2 separate regions of the Homo sapiens genome follow, and region 2 is linked to region 1. Evidence: chromatin loops called from intact Hi-C (ENCODE). Cell type or tissue: GM12878. All regions are shown on one strand.

Region 1 (2,500 bases):
TGGTTTGACTCATTCTTCACAGGCAACCCTGTCTCTTAGATGGACTGGTAGAATTGCATAGGAATAACTGTGCAGCTTTGGAAACTACTAGTTTTATGACCTTACACAAGTAACCTAGGGCTTCTGTCAGTTTCCTTATCTTAAAAATGGACAGGATAATTTAACTTGCTGAAATGTTGTTGAGTACCAAGTGAAATGTCACATGTAAAGTGCTTATATATTGTAATCATGTATTATGATGATGATTATTGTTATTTAGTGTCATCTTCCAACATTTTTCCACCAACTGTTGGGAGACATTTCTTTATGAATCTTTCACATTTAAGTCTAAGCATTAACAGCCAATTTATTCAGATTTATTTGCATTCCAGGATAGTAAAGAGATTTCTCCTTCTCCCGAAGAGATTTTCAATGCAGAGTAATTAAACTATTGTGTCTCTCTGGAGGGGAGGATGAGTGTGGGCCATCAGAAGCCCCTGTATAAGATCAGGGACTTCCTCATCTTGGGACTCCTGGCTGGAAACCCATCTCACTACCTATGCAGGTGACCCCTGGCTGTCCTCCTGTCATCCTGTGGGAATTGAGGTTTGGGCAGCTTGTGCAAACAAAGATGTTACTCTGCTCCTCTGTTGCTATGAGTAATAAACTCTTTGTCTCTGACTCAGAGGGCTTGTATTTTTTCTGCCTTTTATCTATGACACTGTAGGAGGCTTACTTGTTAGCTTACAACTGCTATAAAATCTCAGACATTTCAGTTCCTGACTTGATTGTTTAACACCAACTAATACCAGAGCAGGAGGTTGTTTAAATATGGAGTTGCACTGTGTAGGCAAGTAAGAGATGATTTCAATTGTTCCATTTCCTATGTGCTTTAAATTTCAGATTTCCTTCTAAAATATGCCTAATGTATTCCTAGACAAGGACATGTTTTGTTGGCTTTTTTAGATAAGGAACTTCGCTACTCAGCCTATGAAAATGAGTACAATTGTAAATTGCTGCACAATTTGAACTTAAAAGCAATTTCTATCCCCCAGTGCTAAAAGTTTCTTAGAAAACAGACCCTCTTTTTGCCAGAGCTCAAAGAAAATAAAAGATATTTGCCATGTCAATACAGTTTTGTGACAAATCTAAGAGAATAATTTCTTGTCTTATCAAAAGCCATCCATCTAGAGTTCAGGAAAACTTTATGTTGATCTATTGCTCATTTATGTCAACAAGAAGACTGCAGTTTATTCTCTTGCCATCGAAGTGGGGCCTGTAGCCAAGCAGTCTGAGCCTTGCCTGGGAGCTCTGTTAAGCAATGGGTACAAATGCAGCATCTCAAGCTGCACTCCAGAGCTAAGGAGAACATCTGCATTTGGAAAGTCCCCCGGGTGATTCCTGTGCAGGGGTTTTTATCGCATTACTGTTAACTGTGTGTACAACTGGCGGGCTTTGCGTCATTATAGAAGAGGAAATCAGTATACTAAAGAGGTACCTTTAGCAAGTTCAGCAGATGATTAACTGGGGCTTGTTGTAAATAATCATGTTTTTCACTGACTCAGATTTTAAGAGCTTGGTAATTATAGAATTCTTAATACTATGGATGTTTGAATATTTTTATTTTGTAGACATTTGTTTCTTTGGGGATGGGAGGAGGTCTTAAAACAGGAAGAAATGGAATTAAGAGAATTTGTTAAAAGAAGAAGAATTCTATCTTCTTATGCACTTTTTTTAGGTAAAGATGGGACCTTTATAAAAGTATTTTCATTTAAAAGACATAAAGAAATTATGGACAGTAAGAAAAGATCAAAGAAAAGGACAAATTTAGTTGTTATAATAGCAGGGCAAAGCCGCCAAGGTTATTTAGGATTTTTCTTTTTTTTTTTTTTTTATGAGTTGCCAGAAGATAACTTAATTGCTTTGGAAATATAAAGAGAGTTTATAAGAAGGTGTTGACAAGTACAATAAGTATTTTTTTCCCATTAATTACATGGTACACTAAGTTTTTGGCACTTAGAAATTCGTCGTATATGTAAAAAGGAAACAGCAAAGTAATATTCAGGGTGAGGCAAAGGGAATAATTTTATTCTAAACTGAACTATTGTTTTTAGAATTATAAAAGTTATTGACTTATTTGATGGGGCTTGAAGGACTAGGAAAAGATGTCATGTATGTGAGTACTTATTAGATGAAATTTTTTAAATTATAGTTTCATTTAATTTTGAGTGTAGGTAAAGAGAGTGACTTGGGCTGGCCTGAGCAATAGATGTAGGAGAATTGTTCAGAGTTCTTTAAATTAAATTAAACTATCATATTTGTTCTTAATTATTTAGTAGGCTTAAAATTCAAAAGAAATTCAAATGTAAATTGACACTATGAGAACTTATTTGTAAAATGCATACACTGCAATCTTAATTGTTGAATAAAAATCTATTTCATCAAATTCCTAGAGGAATAAAAAAAGCATTTTGAGAATTTCGATGTATATATTATAGCTTGAAAACTAATATGCTAAGAC
Region 2 (2,500 bases), 250 kb before region 1:
TTAAGCATCTTGGGTCTAAATTTCTCTAAAATCCTTCCTGCTATTCTAAGAGGTTTATAATTAGGTGTCTTTCTGCTAATTAATTGCAGTAGCATAAAGCTTCACTTACTTGTAACAGCTATAGTGCCCAAGGCTGCAAAATTTTAGCAGACACATTGAGCTAACTGATTCGGATGTCAGAAATGCTCTGAGATGTTAATCCCATTTTAAAGGGGTCACTTACAGAAATAGTTTTTCCTCTTCAGAATCTACATGTTTTTTTTTTTAATTATTATTATACTTTAAGTTTTAGGGTACGTGTGCACAATGTGCAGGTTAGTTATATATGTATACATGTGCCATGCTGGTGTGCTGCACCCATTAACTCGTCATTCAGCATTAGGTATATCTCCTAATGCTATCCCTCCCCCCTTCCCCCACCCCGCAACAGTCCCCAGAGTGTGATGTTCCCCTTCCTGTGTCCATGTGTTCTCATTGTTCAATTCCCATCTATGAGTGAGAACATGAGGTGTTTGGTTTTTTGTCCTTGCGATAGTTTACTGAGAATGATGATTTCCAATTTCATCCATGTCCCTACAAAGGACATGAACTCATCATTTTTTATGGCTGCATAGTATTCCATGGTGTATATGTGCCACATTTTCTTAATCCAGTCTATCATTGTTGGACATTTGGGTTGGTTCCAAGTCTTTGCTATTGTGAATAGTGCCGCAATAAACATACGTGTTCATGTGTCTTTATAGCAGCATGATTTATAGTCCTTTGGGTATCAGAATCTACATGTTAACCCAGTATCCTCACACTTTTTTTTTTGTCACAAACTGGCCCTGTGTTATAGCAATAGTGACTCATTTATGTTTATACACTATAAATCACTAATCTCAACACTTTGGGAGGCTGAGTAATCTCAACACTTTGGGAGGCTGAGATGGGAGGATCGCTTGAGTTCAGGAGTTCGAGACTAGCCTAGGCAACATGGTGAAACCCCATCTCTTAAAAGAAAAAAAAAAGAAAGAAAGAAATTAGCGAGGTATAGTGCATAGTGGTGTACAGCTGTAATCTCAGCCACTGGGGAGGCTGAGGCAGGAGGATCGCTGGAGCCTGGGGGGTCAAGGCTGCAATGAGCAGTGATTGCGCCACTGTACTCCAGCTTGGGCGACAGAGTGAGACCCTGTCTCAAAAAAAAAAAAATACAAGCTACTTTCTTAGACATTTTCAAGTATACAATAAATTGTTATTAATTATACTCACCTTGTGTCTCTTGAACTTATTCCACCTGTCTAACTGAAATTTTATACCTTTTGATCAATATCTCCCCACTTTGTTATTTTACTGTAACAAGAAACCTTTTACATTAACATTTATGTTTAAGGTTCTTTTTCCTTTATAGAATATTTGAGGAAATGGGCAAAATGAAGTATTGGAAATATAGGTGTTCTCCAAAAACGATGTCTCAAGTTTCACTTCCTTTCCTGAAAGATTTTTGTGTAATTAATAATTAGATGGCAAGTCTTTTGTCTTTCTCCTTTTTAACTTAGCAAGTAAAATATTGACAAATTATAACTATGAGCCCTGTATTAGTTTTCTGCAGTTGATATGTCTTGGACTGATTTAACTTTCTTTTTTTGTCATGTAGATGTTTATAAATTGGATATATCATGTAAAAGTAAAACATTTTAACAACATAAAATGTAGCTAGAAAAATATAAATTAAAAAATTAACTCAAATTTATTAGTGTAATTCCTTTACAAAGTTTCAGAATGATAAGATTGATACTTACTTTGTAGGCTGTTGGTTTAAATTTTCTTCTACATGGTTGGGCTTCAGATATATAACTGCTTTAAATTTGGTTTATCATCTGTTTTGTTGCAGGGATTCCTCTGTAATTATTTTAGCTTACTAGATTTCATGACTCATGACATATTTTTAACATTGGGAGATACTTAATGACATGACTTATCATTAACCATTAGTCAATCTGCTTTTTATTGTGAAATTTATTTTTCCTTCCAGAATAAAATAGCTCATCTCAGAGTACAAAAAGTCATATTTCTGTTGCAGCAGAAAACTTAATTATAGTAAAAATAAATGATGAGTCATGTCACCATATAGAAATTGCAAGTGTGAATAACCGAATTCCTAGATTCAAGAGAAGACCTGTGATAAAGGAGCCTAATATCAAGTTAAAATTTCCATCCTGCATCTATGTTACAGCTGACTTCTACATCAAACCAAAAATATTTGAATTTTATGTAATAAAGGCCAAGTTATTTTTACTGTCAATTTTAAGTACTTTTAGTAGTAAGAAATAAGAATATCTTGACTAGATATTTAGCCATATTAAAATATAGCCGAACAATTTATGTTATGTTAAAATAGTTCAGTTTACTAGAGTTTTGATTAAGCATGGTGGCTTGAACAAGCATATCTATCTTTATTTTCTTTCAAATGCCCCATTGGAATAAAATAAAGGAAAAATGAAGACTTAAATCTGTGAGG

The links. A loop is a pair of places that touch in the nucleus more often than their neighbours do. Peaks named below come from ENCODE experiments on the same cell type or tissue, not always from the same donor. Only the 100,000 strongest peaks of a DNase experiment are listed, where the experiment ranks them.
Region 2: it touches region 1 in a loop (2.3-fold over the local background); 1 of 110 quality-filtered maps calls a loop at or near these places.

Annotation. Positions count from the first base shown.
Region 1 is chr7:82,048,500-82,050,999 of GRCh38, reverse strand. The region is part of intron 10 of CACNA2D1 (calcium voltage-gated channel auxiliary subunit alpha2delta 1); the gene reads left to right. Among named protein-coding and RNA genes, the nearest start is that of CACNA2D1-AS1, 41 kb to the right of the region's middle. In GM12878, no CTCF peak of the experiment used is centred here; DNase peaks (open chromatin) are centred at 639 and 1,359.
Region 2 is chr7:82,294,033-82,296,532 of GRCh38, reverse strand. All of the region lies in intron 3 of CACNA2D1 (calcium voltage-gated channel auxiliary subunit alpha2delta 1), which reads left to right. Among named protein-coding and RNA genes, the nearest start is that of CACNA2D1, 150 kb to the left of the region's middle. In GM12878, no CTCF peak of the experiment used is centred here; no DNase peak of the experiment used is centred here.